Linked DNA regions of Homo sapiens: region 1 is linked to region 2. The links are chromatin loops, found by intact Hi-C in ENCODE. Cell type or tissue: A673. All regions are shown on one strand. Links, peaks and the distances in the headings refer to the core of each region. The heading gives the core; the rest is flanking DNA.

Region 1 (4,405 bases), core at 160-4,159, 54 kb after region 2:
CAGTATTACTAAATCAGTCATATATACATAGCTACCTAAATTGTATATATTAAGTAAGACAGGCAGATTTTTTGTTTGTTTTGTTTGTTTGTTTGAGACAGAGTTTCACTCTTGTCGTCCAGGCTGGAGTGCAATGGCACGATCTTGGCTCACTGCATCCTCCACCTCCCAGGTTCAAGTGATTCTCCTGCCCCAACCTTCCAAGTAGCTAGGATTACAGGCATGTGCCACCATGCCCAGCTAGTTTTGTATTTTTAGTAGAGATACGGTTTCTCCATGTTGGTCAGGCTGGTCTTGAACTCCCAACCTCAGGTGATCCGCCCACCTCGGCCTCCCAAAGTGCTGGGATTACAGGGACAGGGTTTTAATGTGTGTGATTTTTTTTTTTTTTGGCCACCCACCTCAGAACCACCTGAGTGCTTACTAAAATGCAGACTCCCAGGCCCAGTCTCAAACCATTAAATTGTAAGCTTAGGAGATGGGTTCTGGAAATTTGCATTTTAATAAATTCCATGAAAATTTTTCCACAAGACTCCTGCCATTTAAAAATGAGGTTTGAAATTACTCCCACATTCCATTTGAGCTACCTTAACAACTTGAAGTAAAAAGGCATAATTATCTCAAAAAGAACTAAGGAAATGCTTTCTTGGAGGAAAAAAGGAAAAGATATTTTGGAAAACTAGTATATGGCATCGTCCAGGTTAATAACTCAACTACAGATAGCTCACCCACTGAAACTACTTTTAGAGATCATAAAATGTTATAATTGGAAGGGTCTATAGAAGTCAATTAGTACAACCTTAACTTGACCTCCATATTAAAGCTGAGGAAATCAAAAGCCATGGAGTCTAATTATTATCTGTTACTTTATTTATTTTAAAAAGGGATATTTTGCTTGCTTTTTAAAGAATCATACATATAATGACATTTTTTTAAATACATGCATTTTGCCAGAATAGCTAATCTCATCCATTGAAGGAAGCATAAGTATACCAGGCCTCATTTATTTTGCTATGATTTAATCCAATTATCTAAGCCCCAAACATGAAAAAAATAAATTTATGTAAATAACTGGTTCAGTCTCACAGTTACAAGTAGGTTATGATGTGCCAATCATCCCATGCCCTCAGAAGGCAATAAAGACACAATTTCAAATGTCATGCTTTTGCCTACTGTCAGCCACATGAAGGTTTGTGAATTTTAAACATATTTGTATGCTTAATAAGTACAGATTCTTCTACCCACATTTCATATAACTACATGTACGTTTTGCTCATTTCTCTGTTATGTTGTCAGAATCATCTAACGTGGCTCAAATCACTGAATACCATAAAAAGTGACATTTATTTTCTACAAAAGATGGCCCATAGACATAAACATTTGACCAAAAGCTAACTGGATTTAACCTAAATTGCCTATCATAAATCCACAAAATTCAGTCCTCAGTAAGAGAACAAAAGCAGTTTTTTTTAAATAAGGCATATACCTAATGACATTTGTTCTCTCTGAATAAAATAGGGTTGTTAAATCACCCACTGTTATAATCACTCCAACAACTACTCTCTCCTTGCTCTCAATGCAAGTTCACATTTCACTGAGAAATTAGAAGCAGCCCTAAGGGAATGCCCACAATCTCTGTCTACAGCATAAGCACTTCTGTGCTTACAAACCCTGCCTGCTTCCCACTAAACACAGATGCACTATCCATCCTCCTCTCAGAGGCAAAGCTCTCCACTCTTAGGTAAATCTTAATCGTCTTGCCTTCTCAACAGAAATCTCTCCAATGACTATTTCCCCCACATTTTCAATGCTTTCTCGTTTCCACTAGATTATTCCCATTAGCATTCAAAAATCTATAATGTTCCACATCAAAGAAGAAAGAAGGAAGGAAGGAAGGAAGGAAGGAAGGAAGGAAGGAAGGAAGGAAGGAAGGAAGGAAGGAAGGAAAGGAGGGAGGGAGGGAAGGAGTTCAGAAAAACTTTCCCATACCCGCTTTACTGCTTCTTATGTCATAAAAGCCTTACCTTCTCAAGACTGATCTCCCTTAGACTGGGCTCCCAGAAAATAATTTGTTGTCCTACAGAGTTCCCATAGAAATTGGGGAGCTAGTGCTTATTGTAATAATGAATTCTGGTCAGTCAGAGGCTTGAACCACAGCCCTGCAAGCAGCCAAGGCAGGAATGAAAGGAATCAGACAGGAGTCCAAGTATCCCAGCCATCCCATCACATCGGGAGAGGAGCTGGTGCAGCTTGAAGGCCCCCCAGGCTGATGACAGAGTCCTTCTCCTAGAGTCTGACACTCAGGCCTGCTAGATCTCTGTGCACTGCTCTAAAATGCAATGAGGCCATGGGAGTTCACACTTCTGATACTGGTTCTGTGCCTCTGAGTTTTCTTCCAATAAACATTGTCCCATCAGGCTGGGTGTGTGTGCTATCTGGCCATTCATTCAACATGGCTGAAACAACAATACCATTCCCTGTTTATGGCAAAACTCTTCAAGAGTTATCTATACTTGCTGTGTCTATTTTTTGTCTTCTTCTTCTCCTTTGAACCCGCCCAGAAAGGCTTTGTCTCTGCCATTCTATCGAACAACTCACAGAATTGTCAATAATAACCCCCCATTGCCAACTCCATCTTCCTTTCATTAGACCTATAAAGAGTTTTTGCCTCTGTGCCCCTCCCTCCTTGAACAATTACTTCACTTGGCCTCTGAACACCACTATCTTTTGCTTCTCCTTGTATCTCAGCATCTCATTCCTCTTCAGTCTTCACTGATGATTCCTCCAATCTCTAACCCTTGAAACATACCAGGCCTCAGCTCTCAGAACTTCCCATCTAAACTTACTCCCTAAGTGATCTCTTCTAGTTCCTGACTTTGATGGCTCTAAATACCAATTTTATGCTGATGATTCCCAAATGTTCAGGTCCAGCCATGACCTTTCCCTTGGAAGTAAACACTCATCTCTCCAGTGTCCAAACTTGACATATCCCAAAGTGACCTGCCGAGTTCCCCTACCAAATCTTTACTCCAGCATTGCCCATCTTAGTTGCTCAGGCCCAAAACCTTAAAATCATCTTTGGCCACTAGCTTTTATCTCATGCCCATCATCTATTCCATCAAAAAATTATGTCACCTCTATCTCCAAAATATGATAAAAATCTAATCACTCGTCACACCCTCTATTGCTATCATCCTGATCCAAATCACTCTTGCCCATTGCCTAGATTTGAACTAGCCACCACAGTGTTTACTTCCACTTTGGCCCCATTCCAGTTATTCTGATAGCACCCAAACTAATCCTTTTTAAGGAAAATAACATCAGGTCACTTTTTCTGCTTGTGGCCTTCACTGCCTTCCCATTTCAATCAGAGCAAAAGCCAATGTCTTATTATGGCCTCCAAGGCCCTATAAGGTCTGAATCCTCCCACTTCCTTGCTGACGTCAGCTACTCTCCCAATCACACAGGACTCCTTGCTGTCTCTTAGGCACACTTTTGCCTCAGGACAGCGGCTCTTTCTCCTGCTATGAGCACTCTTTTGGCAAATAACAACATTTGCTTGTTTTCCACTTCCTTAGGTCTCCAAGAAAGGCTTCTACATAAAATGGCTACTAACAATTCATGTACACTGGCAGTTTCCATCCCCCATCACCCTGATCCATTTTTTTCTCCATAATACTTATTGCCATTGAACATATTATACTTTTATTGTCTATTTTATCCACAATAATGCAAGTTATATTACAGCAAGGACTTCATCTGCTTTGCTCACTGCTGCACCCCCAGGACTTAGGACAACACCAGCTATATCATAGGTGCTCATTATATATTTGTTGAATGAATGAATATATATATATGTTAAAATGATGAACAAATTAAACCAGGGATTTTTTAAATATTCAATCACAGTTTGACTAAAATCACATTAATTTTCCAATGAAAAGCCTTTAATAGTCATGCAAAAGGTTGCTCTAAGATGGCTGATTAAACATTTCATTTCCAAAACTAAATTTCTATCCTTGGGTCACTATTTTCAAACAACCTTTCAGCCCTTTTGAAAGAACCCTACATAGATTATTATTTATTCTTTTCATTATTTCATGACATTCTCAAAGATCAAGTAAAAAACACATGTCGAAGCAATTTCTCCCTGTTTCTTCTGATTAAAATCAATACTTTTCCTGCTCTTAACAGCAGTAAAAATCAACACAATAGTTACTGTTAACTCAATAGAATGTCAAGTGATATCTTTGTGTATTGTTACCAGCAGGGATATCAACAGAAGATTACCAACAGCCTATAATCATTGCTGGCTTTATTATCTACAAAATGTCATGTGTGCGTATGGGATTTCACAAAACATCACAGTGAAAACAAGGCTCCTGCCTCAAATAACTTGGAGTTT
Region 2 (4,405 bases), core at 80-4,079:
GTACCAGCTGTATGTGCTACACTGATCTCTCCCCTAAGCAAGAGACCCATGGATACAACTCTTTCCAAAACATCTACTCCATATCAAATTTATATACACTGCTTTTGCCATGAGAATTCTTCTTATGCTTCCTATTCCATTTTATAACACTCCTGTATAATAAAAAGCCTAGTCAGAAACCTGGGCAGGGTCTTCAACTCCTTCCTTTTCCTATACAAGCAATCCTGAAATCTGATCATGGTGACTCTCCATTTCATTTCTATGGCCAGTTCCTCCTAACTCAACTCCCTGTCTCTAGCGTGGCCTTTCCTCATAAGTCCAACTTGCTGACCTGATGACAACAAGGGCTATTAATCTGAAACACAAACTGACCATGTGATTCTGTTTATGGATTGTCTAAAAGAGGGGCTCCATAACCATGACTTCCCTGAAATGAGATGCAAAATTTTTTGAATATGTATGTGAAACATTTTTTGTGAAACAAATTTTTGAATAAGTATGTGAAACATTCTGATAGATTACTTCTGAAAAGTCCTTGACCCAGTAAAGCTTCAAAAACTACTGACATAATGGACACAAATCCAAGATATTTTGCATGGAACATAAGGACATTTCATAATCTGCTTCTTCATTATCTCTTCAGACTCATCTCTTACATCTCTTTCCCTTATATCTTATGCTCCACCAAAAGTAAACTACTTGCAGTTACTCAAGCACGACTCTGTGCCTATGCACAAACCAGTACATCTTTCTAGATTACTTTCCCTGCCATAATCCAATTAGTACACGTCAATGCATCCTTCAGAATCCAGCTTGTATATCACTTCCTCTGTAAAGTCTCCATTTGTGACCTCAGAATGTATCAACTGCTTCTATATACTTTTATTCTATAGATATTTTTCTATTTATGATACATTTGTCACTATAATGTATATTTTCTTATTTCCTCCACCAAACTGTGAGCTGCCTGAGGAGAGATTGTCTGATTCTTTTTCAGTGTCTCCATCTCCAAGAAGAGATCCTAATACAAAGTAGGTGTTCATGATGTATTTGTTGAAAAGAACTATTTGAAAATACGTTATGTCCATAGTTAACATATAATAATGCAATGTGGATTAACCAGATATGGAGAATTATTCTTATAACTGCTTCCTCTCTCTTACGTAGGTTTGACAGCAATAATTCTCAAACTTCAGTGTGCACCAGACTTAGCAGTGAAACTTTCTAAAATTACGGAAAGAAGCTTCAGGCCCTATCCCACACCTGCAGAGCCAGAATCTCTAGGGCTGGAGCCCTGGTGCCTGCTTTTTTAATAAACCATCCAAATGAATCCAATAACTTCTGCTCTCAAGAATTGACAGAAATCGCTTTCCATTCCAGGACAAGAACCAAAGACAAATTCCTATTTGTCTCCTCTTCATGATCTTAGGCAGAAGGGTCTGTCACTACTGAAGACAACAAAGGATAATTCACTTTAGTCAGTGCTGACTTGCTTGGAGAAGAAATGTAAAAGCACTCAAAGGCAGAAAATAAAAGCAGTTCCAGTCCTGGAAGTCATTTGGACAGTTCCAGTTGAAGAGCCAAAGCAGAAAATTAACATTCTAGCTCCTAGAAATTTTATTTTCGCCTTTCTTCTAGGCATAATTTATAAGTCAAATAGAATTGCTTTGGCCTGGGTGATTTTGCATAATGGTTCCTAGCATGGTATTATGGTCTGCATTCAGCATTATTTTTCTTACATTTCTGTAGAGCAATGACAGCACTATTCCCCAAGCATCCCAACAAAGCTCTCAGCCCACACCCAGCTGCTGCCCAGGCCAGTGACCTGTGGAAAGACAAAGACAAGAATGCTATGCAATAAATCAGAAATGGCCTGGAAGATAAACCTGGCCAAAGAACTGAGTGCCTGCAGCCAGACTACAGCTGTTTTCTCTTTGGGCAGCAAGGAGGAAGCAAGTGTGACTCCTCAGACTCCCTCAAGCCCTGCTGATCAAGACAATGGTTCTTCTTCATTACTCATCTATATGAAATAGTTCAGACATTGCTGTTTACTTATTTATAATAAACCTAATTACTCATCTTATTGCCATACCTTGTCTTCCCAGTCTTATTTATGCATTGCTTACCTGGGTAAATACGGTGGCCACAGAGGTGCCTCACTTCCATTACCATTCAGCAGAACTTACTGTGGGAAACATAGCTGATGGAAAGCTCCAACTTCTGCCCCTTCGGATTCACCAGGCAATACTTTCCTCAGTCTGCTCCCAGCCAATGACTCAGCACAGTGGGAGTGCTGGATCCAGCCCATTTCTGCCTGCCACAGGAAGCCCCGTCATGGGAAACTTTGGCTCAGAGCTGAGACATAGCCAGAATTGCATTGAAGTTTGAGTATTTTCCTACTCAATTCTTTCTCTCTTTTCTTTTTTAGATGTCAGACCTAGATTGTGGTCTGAAGACTTATCCTGCTTCCACCTTCTTTATTTTTCACAGGTGTTTCCCCTCAATAAGTCTCTTGCATATCTAATCCCCATCTTGGCTTCTTGAAGGATCCATACTGACACTGTGTTTGCTGTGTTAAAGATAATTGTAAGTTCTTTGCAACTACTCTCATTAAAAGGTGAAAGCCCTGTAAGACAAGGCTTCCAACCATCCACACCAATATGCCAGATATGCAAGTGAAAACATCTGGGAACCTCCAGCCCGGTCCATCTGCCAGCTGAGTACCACTAAGTAATCTCAATCAGCATCATGCAGATCACCCAGCCAAACTCTGCCTGAATTCCTGGCCCATATGATTTTGAAAAGAAATAAAATGCTTGTTCTTTTGTGGTAGTTTGCAGCAATAGTTTACCAGAATAGGTATCATTTTCTTTTCTTTTTCTCTCCTGTTTTGTTAAGTTAAAAATTAACAGCTTATTTACATAATTTCCCACAAAAGAAAAGGTTTTAAGAGTCTATATGGAGGAACATTTTACATAGTGTTTAAGGCTACAATTTTTAAAGTAATATTAGATTATTCCAATATAACCTGTTGAGTTGAATGGAAAGTCCTTGAAATTTCAGGTGCTAAGAAAGCAACTTTCAAAAGCTTTTCTACCTATGGGTCTTTAATTCATTGGACCACTTTCTAGTAGAAACCAACTCAATAATCTTCCAGGTAGTATGCAATTCTATAAGATTTTTTCAGCACAAAAGAGGTGGAGGGATGCAGTGGAAGCTTTTCAAAAAATTGTGGCTGTTGAAAAGAGCATGCTGCTGCAGGCTGATTTGAAATGGAACACTGATTTTATTTTGATCAATAAATCTAGATAACACAAGGCATTACCATTCTCAAACATTGCGGTTTTTGCTTCATTTTAACTGAATGTGTCTTGTGGAATCTTGCTTTATTCCATAAAACAGAATGACAATTTTTTCTCCGCAGCCAGACAAGCTAGACCTATCTGAAATCAATCTTTCAGCATGGCAAATACATTGTAAATTATAAGGCAATGTGTATACTAAAGCAAGTGTCGTAGTTAATTTTAACAATTTTTTAAAAGCATGTCGGGGTTTTGATAATACCAGAGAGATGAAAATGTCTTACACAGCATGCCAGATCAGCACAGTTTTCAATTTGAGATTAGAGGCCATTGACTAACATGTCATCAAGTTCACATAGTATTTATGGTTGATCTGCTCAAGAAATTAAAAGCATTGAATCTTGGACATGACACAGATGTGAAAGACTAAAACACAACACTTGAAAATATTTCAGTTGTGATAAATATATACCTTTAATAGATGCTTTATTTTTCAAGAAACCACACCTGCTTTGAAATTACAGGTCCACGGAAATCTTATGCCCTGGTGTCAGTGTCCCTTAGATTCATCTATAATGTAGGCCACTGCAATAATTTTGCCCTTAAATTAATTGATCCCACAGATGAAAACTGTACAATCTTTGCTTTTCACCGTATCTTTAGAAGCCATTTTTCTTTTGCCTATCTCAAGAACCCTACTCTTTTGAAGTATATCATCCACTCATATATACATACATCCACATATTCCCTCTGTTAGAAAAAGTGTCTTAAAAAGAAAAAGAAAATCATTTAGGAAAACATAAACTGTTTCATTTTTGCAAGGGAAGGATGTGTGGAGTTTTTTCTCTTTAATAATTCTGTCTTTTTATTTTATTGTGGTAAGAAAATGTAACGTGATTTATCCTCTTAAATTCTTAATTGTACAATGCATTACTGTAGACTATAGGTACAATGTTGTACAGCAGAACTCTAGAGCTTGTTTATCTTGCTTAATAGAAACTTACGCCCATTGATTAGTAGCTTCCCATTCCACCCTATTTTCCTGCCATTATATTATAGTAGTTCAGCTGGTGATCAAGCTTTGGGATTGATTAAGAAAGCTG

Evidence for each region. Peaks named below come from ENCODE experiments on the same cell type or tissue, not always from the same donor. Only the 100,000 strongest peaks of a DNase experiment are listed, where the experiment ranks them.
Region 1: it touches region 2 in a loop (2.3-fold over the local background); 2 of 110 quality-filtered maps call a loop at or near these places.

What each region holds. Positions count from the first base shown.
Region 1 is chr7:108,768,798-108,773,202 of GRCh38, reverse strand. No RefSeq gene overlaps it. Among named protein-coding and RNA genes, the nearest start is that of LINC02903, 110 kb to the left of the region's middle. In A673, for the core only: no CTCF peak of the experiment used is centred there; DNase peaks (open chromatin) are centred at 1,122, 1,692 and 2,042; H3K27ac peaks cover 4,000 bases.
Region 2 is chr7:108,822,866-108,827,270 of GRCh38, reverse strand. All of the region lies in intron 2 of LOC107986836 (a long non-coding RNA gene), which reads right to left. Among named protein-coding and RNA genes, the nearest start is that of LINC02903, 60 kb to the left of the region's middle. RefSeq lists an enhancer at 1,366-2,565. In A673, for the core only: no CTCF peak of the experiment used is centred there; DNase peaks (open chromatin) are centred at 770 and 2,290; H3K4me3 peaks cover 1,179 bases; H3K27ac peaks cover 1,949 bases.